Regions from separate parts of the Homo sapiens genome. Here region 2 is linked to region 1. Evidence: read pairs that join two places in POLR2A ChIA-PET (ENCODE). Cell type or tissue: A673. All regions are shown on one strand.

What was found. ChIA-PET counts read pairs that join two places held together with the same protein. Peaks named below come from ENCODE experiments on the same cell type or tissue, not always from the same donor. Only the 100,000 strongest peaks of a DNase experiment are listed, where the experiment ranks them.
Region 2: POLR2A ChIA-PET joins it to region 1 with 5 read pairs; 5 of 35 experiments call an interaction of 5 or more read pairs at or near these places.

What each region holds. Positions count from the first base shown.
Region 1 is chr1:232,597,316-232,602,315 of GRCh38, forward strand. All of the region lies in intron 1 of SIPA1L2 (signal induced proliferation associated 1 like 2), which reads right to left. Among named protein-coding and RNA genes, the nearest start is that of SIPA1L2, 30 kb to the right of the region's middle. In A673, no CTCF peak of the experiment used is centred here; a DNase peak (open chromatin) is centred at 2,176; H3K27ac peaks cover 1,934 bases.
Region 2 is chr1:232,516,038-232,521,037 of GRCh38, forward strand. All of the region lies in intron 2 of SIPA1L2 (signal induced proliferation associated 1 like 2), which reads right to left. Among named protein-coding and RNA genes, the nearest start is that of SIPA1L2, 110 kb to the right of the region's middle. In A673, no CTCF peak of the experiment used is centred here; no DNase peak of the experiment used is centred here.

The sequences.
Region 1 (5,000 bases):
ACTGGTAGAGGCCAGGTGACAGCAGCCTCTATGGTGGGACTCAGGGGCCTGAACATCAACCTAAAGAAGTAACAAGATTTGGCCGGGCGCGGTGGCTCACACCTGTAATCCCAGCACTTTGGGAGGCCAAGGTGGGCGGATCACAAGGTCAGGAGATCGAGACCATCCTGGCTAACACGGTGAAACCCCGTCTCTACTAAAAAATACCAAAAAAAAAAAAAAAAATTAGCCGGGCGTGATGGCGGGCGTCTGTAGTCCCAGCTACTCAGGAGGCTGAGGCAGGAGAATGGCATGAACCCAGGAGGCAGAGGTTGCAGTGAGCCGAGTTTGCGCCACTGCACTCCAGCCTGGGCGACAGAGCGAAACTCTGTCTCAAAAAAAAAAAAAAAAAAAAAAAAAAGTAACAAGATTTGATCTGGACTCAGAAGAATCACTCAGGCCCCTACTGTGATCCAGGCAAGAGAGGCTGATCTTGGCCCTGTAGTGACAGTGGAGACCTGAGCAATTTCAGAGGTGGAATCAGAACCCCACACAGGAATTCCTTTTAGACAGGCTGAGTCTGAGGCACCCGAAAGAACACTTCGAAAGTGAAATACACACCTCACTTTTAAAACCTGTTCTCCACATTTTCTTAAAGGAAGGCACACCTGCATGTGAGCCAAGACTGAATGTGAAACTAACAAAAGCTTGCCAATAATTGTGTCCTCATCCTCAGCCTGGCCATGATCTCTTAATTTTCATTATCTGGCTCCCAAAGAGAAGCTTGCTCTGCTTAGTCAATGTTCCTTTTAAAGACAGCCTGTAGGCCAGGCTCTGTGGCTCATGCCTGTAATCCTGACACTTTGGGAGGCCAAGACAGGAGGATTGCTTGAGCCCAGGAGTTTGAGACTAGCCTGGGCAACATAGTGAAACCCTGTCTGTTAAAAAAAAAAAAAAAAAATCAGCCGGGTGTGCTGGTGCGCACCTGTAGTCCCTGCTACTTGGGAAGACAAAGTGGAAGGATTGCTGATTAAGCTGAGGAGTTTGAGAGGCTGCAAGTAAGCGGTGATGGCATCAATGTACTCCAGCTGAGTGACAGAATGAAACCCTCTCTCTAAAAGAAAACCAAAAATGACAGCTTGTAGCTAACTCAAAGACACCTGTTGTCTTTTGATTCATCCATAAAGCATCAGAAATATACAAATAAATTATGCAGTGTCTTAGCCTGTTCAAGCTGCTATAACAAAAATAGCACAAGCTGGGTAGCTTATAAACCAAGAAATTTATTTCTCACAGTTCTGGAGGCTGGAAGTCCAAGATCAGGGCACTAGCACATTCAGGGTCTGGTGAGAGCCCACTTCTCTGATTCACAGAACGTCACCATCTTACATGGGTCTCTTCCTCTCTTGGGCATCTTATAGGGGCATTTATCCAATTCAACAGAGCTCAGGCCTCATGACCTAATCACCTTCCAAAGGCCCCACCTGTCAATACTATCACCTTGGAAGTGAGGATTTTCAACACATGAATTTTGGGGGAATATAAATATTCAGACCAAGCAAGTAGAGACTGGTGAGCAGACTAAGATGAACAAGACAAACAGGCCTCAGCTGCAGCTCAACTCCAGTGAAACAAACCTGTTACGTATGTGACAAACCCTCTACCCCTCAAAAAAAAAAAAAAAAAAAACTTCCAAATCCTGCGATTTTTTAGCCACTGCATTTAAATGTAATTCGACAGCTGCTTTAATGGAGCAATTTCCTTCATAACCCCAAATCCATTCGATTCAATAACATTAGTTCCCTTAGCAAATAATGAGCATCCATTAGGTGAACAGCAACCAGCTCTATGCTTAAACCCTATAAAGTGACAGAATGAGGGCAGGGGTTCTGGATTCAGATTACATATTTAAAAAAACAAACAAACAGTGGTGTCTGATCATCCGGAACACCGCAGCTTCTGCAAATACCACCCACTCTGCCTAGGCCAATAACAGCTTAATGAGTCTGACGGTGGAGCCTAAACCAAAAGCTTGCTCCCAACACCTGTATATTCCCCCACTGTAAGTATACCACTCAGCAAGGCATCCAGGACAGCAAGATGCTGACTGCTCCTCAGCAAAGATCTGCCAGTAAGAACAGTGGCCAAGGGCAAATTTTTATCTGTTGCAGGAAGTTGCATCATCTTCTGTACGCTATCAAATCAAAATGTGTTTCCAATTCCAGGAGAAACCCACCAATCCACAGTGCAGATCCTGTGTGCCCACCCTGTGTGACTCCACAGTAGGAAGCAGCTGTGATGACCTCGAAGTTCTGGTGAGTTTTGGTGAGAGCGGCTACACGGTGGGGTAGAACTACCCTCTAAGATTGGAGATGACCAATCATGCTTCCTACTCCCCTGCTGTAGCCCCGGGCAAAGCTGTGTAAGATACATTTATGCCCACAGCTTCTTAGCAAGACCTGAGCCTCACACTAAGATGACTGCAATCACATACAGCAAGGCCAGAGGACTGCTACAACACAATCTGTCTGCTCTGCAGAAGTGCATGCTCGAAAGTATTCAACAAACCATTTATTAACCACATATCTACCTAGGCATATCCTGTCCAAGAAATGCCTTCCTGAAAGTATGTTACCCAGACCTAACTGATGAAAAATTTAGCAACTAATTTACGAAGGATCAGGAAGTAAAGACTTGGGCTCTGCTTGCCCATCTGCAGGGCTCCTGCCAGAACACGGGCACTAATCCGTTGCCAGAGTTTAGTGCCTTTCTGGAGTGGCACCCTTGGTCCTGAACTGGCTCTGAAGGCAGGACCTTCGGCTTTGCTCAGTGCTTTTTGGGGATGCTTGAGAACTTTATGCTCAGTTCTGGAAGGAGCTATAAACTGATAGCAAGTTTGCTTTTTCAAATGAAGGGGCAGTGTTGGTGACACAGTTAACAAAAAAAAAAATTCTTTTTCATTTCTCTGCTGTGCTATAGTAGCAGAATTAGAAAACACATTCTGAAAACAAGAATTTAAAAATCAACTCTTTTTTTCCAGCTATCCTCCCTAATAAGTTATAGCCAAAATCAATACTCCCCTTTTATTTTTCATCAGGTATTTTTAACTTATTTTAGTTACTTCAAGCTTCCAACAGCTAGAGTACCTCATGTGGACAAAGCCTTACCCGCTGAGAAATGAAAGTTATGAGTGTGAAGGGATGAGGAAACTGGGTTACTAGGGTGACTGAGAATCAAACTGTTGTGTCTGAAACAGGCTTTTTTGTTTGATTTTGCTTTCTGCCCAAGGGTGTCTGTTTATACAACTTCTAAAAAAGATAATAACCTAAATTAAGGAGCGTGCCTGTTGGATGACATAATGTGGTTTACTGTGATCTAGCTGGGGAACAATGGTCACCATGCACCTTACTTCTGAAGTGGGTAGGACGCTCAGCCGGAGTGTGCTCCACCCCCTGCCCCTCAGCACTCAGTTCCAGAGCAGAAGGTGGCAGTTGCTCCAGGAAAACTCATGGAAGCCACTCATATGGAAGCCTCAGGGCACATAGGTGACAGCCAGGCAGCCTACACAGCAATGTCACCCCTGTCCTACAAAATGGGTTGTAGAATAACTGATAAAATCATGCAAGCTGCTATAAACAGTTACTGTGTCACGACAAAAATACTTTCACTCTTCCCAAAGGTAGAATGACAGTCCCTGTTTCCTGTGGCCAGTGGTGTCTCAAGTAAACCTATAGGCAAGAGCAGGCACCAACAACAGCCCCGATGGTATCCCCTAGAGGAGAGCAAGGGACCAGCCAGGGAGGATATGCCAAGTTAGACTAGTGAGGTGGCCTATTCACTCAGCCCCCAGGCTGGGCCCTGGGACACAGGCAAGATGAAGACTGCCTCATCCTACAGTTGCAGTAGTCCAACAGAGACATTCAACTTTAGGGACTCAAAAAGCCTATGTGCCCAGTTCAAGGAGAGCTAATAGCTAACACCTATGTTGCCCAGGCTAGTCTCAATCTCCTGGGCCCAAGCAATCCTCCTACAGAATCAATTTTGAGACCCTCACCTTCCCTATGTAACTCTTTCTGAAAACAGACGGGCATTCCTGTCTTTGCAACAGCTCCACTCTCCCTGAAATCTTACTATGGGGCATTCTTCCAAAGTTTAAAACACCTCAGGGCACCAAACAAAGGATAACTCAAAACACTGATCATCAAGATGTCTTCTTTGATGATTAATTATAGCCCATGGTCCCTTGAATCCATATGGCTTCCAGTTTTTATGTGTCTTCAACACATTTCTGTTATGGGTGAAATTTGGCCCATTTGGGGATGTTCTGGATTCAGAAAAACTGAAGACATACAGGTTTAATGGCATAGATGCTCTTAAATGTTTCTGAAATTCCACACCCCCAACACACCAAACGCCAAAATGTTCAAGCCAAGTTACAGAAATGTCAAAGGTAACAATTTTACTTGTATTCTTTACAGTACATTTTTCAACCAGGTAGATAAAATCAATTATCTCAAATTCTATTGTAAAAGGTATATCAAACTAAGTCAATCTTCATATTATTTTCATCTCATAATATGTTTAACAATTCCTACTTGCTATTAACAAAAACATACTATTATTTATGATTTAAAATATGGGATGTCACCTTACAAGCATGTGAAGGAGTATATGTTTTTTAAAAATTATTTCAGAGGGTGCAAAGACAAAAACCTTTGAAGACCATGCCCTTGAGAAAAGCCCTCGCATGGAGAAGGTGGCCTAGTAAACAAATGCTACAAGGCAAGGAGGGGAAGTCACTACCAGAGAGAAAGTGCAGGCAAGACTGAAGACAAGGAGGTGGGCATTCCAAGCAACAAGAAGAGCTTGTGCACAGGCAGAGAAGCAGCAAAGCCAACCTGGATGAGAGGTGAGGGGCAGGAGCCTCTGAGTCTAGAGACCAAGGAGAGTGGTGTGGGAGGAGAGGGGAGGCTCTGAGGACCTACAGTCCATGCTGAGGGGTGCAGATTTTACTCAAGCAC
Region 2 (5,000 bases), 81 kb before region 1:
TTCATGAAGTATTTCAATGCATGAATTGGCTACAAGAGCAGCACAAGTCATGTATATAATGGGTTTCAGTATTATTAGTTTAGTTTCTTTCAAAACAGTTAAACTCAAAATGTCCCACAGCAAAATGGTCAATACAAGACATTAACAAGAGAGTTTTCATAGTGATCACTTGTAGTCAAATTAGAACTCACACAGATCCTCCTTTAAGTGGGAAGAGATCTTCAAGGATCTGGTATCTGATACATCAAATACATTGCAGTAGTGAGATACTGGGTAAGAAGCTGTTTTCTTGTACCTCAGTTGTCAGTTTTTCAGTCTCCAGGAATGGATTTGATAATAGCCTAAACTGTGTAGGAAATAACTATAATCCAGTCATCCTTGATCCTTTTAAACACAATAATTCTAAGAGAATTAGGTAAGATGCAGTCATTTATCTTATCTTTCTGAAAACCATGGGATAGTGTGTCTGTTCTGTCCTGTGCATGTCAGTATCTGACTACTCATTTTCCCTGTTTGCCATATCCTAAAATATCATTTTATTTCCTCCATTATGGAACAGCTCTGAGAGTAGACGATACGTTGTCATCCCTAAATTTTTTTTTTTTTTATGGTAGGGAGAAAGCAACTGCCACCATAAGAAAAATATCTGCTATTCTAAGACATTCCCACATGCTCATCTCAAAGCCATTAGGAGTCCACTGGAAAGAGTTTTTATGCTGTTTAGCTAGTTGGGATTTTAACATTTTCAAACCGAATTACAGTTATTAATATTCCTTATGCTTTGGTGAAGGATGAAGAAAACTAGCTATATTATAGCTTTTGTTCAGAAGAGGTAAAGTGATTCTTTCATTCTTCTGCCAATGAGTAATATAGCCTGTCATGAGTTTGGAAAATATGTAACACCTGAAAATGTCTGTGTCTAAATAAAGAAAGAATAAATTCAAAGAAAAATATTTGTAATTAAAGAGAAGAGTAATTAGATCAAGTGTCTACAAACATACGGGTAAATTGCAGTGTTTTCTATTTCCAGGGGTCTTTATTTTACAGGTCACTTGTGGCATAATGCACTAGAAAGTTGTATTCTTGTACATAACCAGTCCCCAACTAGAAATGACATTAACAAATGCATCCACGAAATGCAAAGAACCACTTTAATTGTTGCTTTGAAACTCCTTTATCCTTTTATTTATAAAATAAATGCCATCCAAATAATGAGGACAAACCCTACCTTCCTTTCTTTTCCGTGTCATGGCATATATTGAAATACCAGTATCTGTACAGCACAAGGGAGTCAAAAAGGAACATGCTCAGACTAGAGGCACAGTTAACAGACTGACCACCTTGGGCTCAACCCACCACCCAGAGGGAAGAGCAAACCGGCATCTCCTCACACTTGTAACCTATTCACCACGCTCCACAGGGAAGCTCTGAGTTTAAGCCACCAACTAATAGATGTGCAAAATAAACCAGAGAAACTATTAAATATTAAAACTAGGATTAGCGAGAATAAGATAATAATTAGTCCTGGAAAACCTGACTAGCTATTATAATTTACTGGGCTCAGATTCTTACTTGAAAATCTATCTTCTGAGCTTTCACATTCCTCTAACATTTGTAGCTTTCTCAATGTTTAACAGATGAAATTAAAGTTACAAAATATTTATTACACATATCTTGTGAAAAAATGGAAGACACCAATATATAGTCAAAAAATAAAGATTAGCTGGGTGTGATGGCTCACACCTATAACGCCAGCACTTTGAGAAGCTGAGGCAGGAGGATCGCTTGAGCCCAGGAATTTGAGATGAGCACAGGCAACACAGCAAGAGCCCGTCTCTACAAAAACCTGTTTTTTTTTAATTAGCCCGGCGTGGCGGTACACACCTGTAGTATCGGCTACTTGGGAGGCTGAAGCAGGAGGATCCCTTGAGCCCAGGAATTAGAGGTAGCGGTGAGCTATGATCGCACCACTGCACCCCAGCATGGGCAACAAAGTGAGATCCCATCTCAAATAAAGATTTTACAATATAAATAATATACGAAATTAAAAATAGATGAATTTATGCTGAATCTTATCATTAGGTTCACTACAAAGGATGAAAACTATAGCAAACTCAGAGCATGTGAAATTCTTTCCTAAAGGTATCTCAGAATATTCCTTCTGTTGTGAATTTTGAAAACTTGTTTGTGCTAAGAACATTAGCTTTAGTGGACAGCTACTGATTTTTCCTATCTAAAATCCACTCCCCTTTCTTCTGGTAATGGTGGCTTGAATTGCTTTGGAGAATCATTTAATTTGTGTGAGGCTAACTCCACACCTAACACGTGGCCAGTTAAGAATACCTCCTTCCCTGGCCACAATTATTGGTCCTGGGATGCAGCCCGGATCCCATCTCCTTGTAACTCCTCCCCTGAGATTTTGCTCTACTGTAGCTTGTGGAAACTCTGTGGTTCTTTAATCTCTCTCCCTCCTCCCTTGTTTTCTACGCCCTGCCCCAGACATACCAAGCGTCTTTCAAGTCTTCAAACAGCCCACTCTCCAGGCTTGTGTCCCAGCTGTTCCCTCTAAATGGAGCATCCACTGCTTGAGCTGAACTGACAACCATTCATGATCATCTCTCTCCCCGCAACTGGGTGACTCCACAACATACTCCCATGGTGTCCTCTACTTCCCAAACACCCATTTCCATGCCTTCTAAGGACTTCCTGCTTCTCTCTGTGTGTCTCTCCCCAGGAGAAAGTTCTGTGAATTTGTTTTCTTCCCCATTTTATCTACGGTGCCTGGAGCTGTTTCTAGTATGTGGCAGATGTTTAATAAATATTATTAAATTAACAAATTACTGTACAAATATATTAGGCAGTAAGTCCTTATATTAGAAAATATTTAAATGAAAAATTCTGGTGGTTATAGGAATATATTTTACAATATATTGTAACCACAAAAGTTTCATTTGATATAACTTTGTAGAAAATCACTCATTATAAAGTCAAATACCTATGAATGGTTGTTAACACTTTGCAGGACACTGTTTGCTCCATGCCATTTTCCCAAATCCTTACAACAGGTAAACACAAAATTCAGCAACTACTCCACTCTGAAAAGACAGCTTCCCACCCCCACTTCCATACCAGCCAAATGAGGTGATTACAGACATGTCTTCTAATTGTATACAAAGAAAAGAATGTCATACTTCATCTTCTAAGCATCTCGGCAGCTTCCTCTAGTAGACCCAAGGCCCATTCCCAAACATGGTAGTTAATAAAACGGCCAATCCTGCCACCAGTCTCTGTCCTCTTGTGAGCGTGGCTACGCGGCTGTGTGCAGAGCTCCATTTTCTGTAGGTGGCATGCAGCCAGCTTCCTGGGGCTCTGGATGCCTGCCCGTGAATGGTACCACTCCAAAACTGGATGGCACATGGAAACCGTGCAATCTAAAGACCTGGTCAAAAGGCCACCTCAGCTTCGTGTCCGAGTTAGAGAAGAAGCCATATGAAGCGAGGGCCCACACATGCCTTCTTCTTCGTGAGCAGCTGTGAATCACACCTGTCCTTCCCCCTCTGTGATTTTACATCATTTTGTCATTCTAACAGATTGTAAAAAACCAGTTATGAGAGTTTCAGACTGGCAAATGCAGAGTCCTCAAACAAAAAGGCCATGGTATTTTTCCTTAGAAAGCAAACGTGCTATGAAACGAAATATTAAAAAGATGTAGAATAAACTGGATCCTCATTGTACATGTATATGGTGAGTGCCACTGGTACCACCTGCTCCCTCCTGCCTTATTCTAATTAAAGGCACAAGGATACTAACTGCTTTCCTAAGTGAATAGTTAAATGGACTCATACTTCTAAGCTGGTACAGCTTGAGGAAAAACAAACATCAAGGAAAATCTGAGACTCATTTAATACCTTCCCTAGAACTTTATAAAGATGACAGACTAATCTTCTATATGAGGCCTGTGACCTTGTCAGCAACATGAATATCTTTTCTTCCAGGTAATTTCCTAAACCTAGATTCTGACCATCTGGAGGGTGGTGAGAAGACGGAGTTTGCCTTCGAATGATCTAATTAAAACAGATCTCTAGATTTTGTCTACATACAGTTTTCTTTCTGTTCTTTAAGCTAATTTTTACTGTGAGGGGCACTGGTCTTCTCCCCATAGTTTCCAATTATTCTTGCATTTCATAAAATTCTATGGCTTTGCTCCCCAGTAAAAATAAATAATTATCACCAACATTCTGCAAGCACTTTAAAAACCCAGACAGAAACCCCACAGGTAGTGGGGTGCCCCCAAGTGAGGAAGGGCTAGGGAAGGCCACCGACCAAAATTGAAGAATTTTAGAGCATGAAGGAGCTGTTCTCATGCTAACTGTCTTGGTAATAATTTTAAAGGGATAGAAAAGAAATGGAGAGCATTTGATATTTAAGCATAATTGTCTTTAAATAAGATGTTTTTCGACGTTTTCCATGAGACATCAGTGAGTCTTTAAGACCAATATTAGAGTTCTAATTGAGCCACTTATCAGGAATGCAGCTGTAGCAAATGGATTGAAAACCACAAAATGCACAAATTACGAGCCCCATTCAAGGGAAAAAATGGTTAAAATTATATAGCAGATTTATAATACAAGTATAACTATAGTAAAAAAAATGCTTATTTTTCATGCCAGTATCCCAACAGCTCTAATACTAATATGGATAATAGGACAGGGAATAAAAGGAAGAACAAACTGATCCCACTTTTACCCTCTCTCTGTGGCCAAGAAGACAATCAATGAGCTGAGGTGCTGCTCGCACTTGAGGTCTGATCACCTAAAATGCATTTACCAAAAACTAAGCCTGGTATTAAGTGAAATTATAACCAAATGGCTATAAAACAACCCATTAACTCACATTCCTATTACAGTAGAATACGAAAATCAAAGCTATAAGACAATTTGATAAGTAGCTACTATTAAATAATAATGGTAATAAATTGATATACAAGTTCAATAATATTT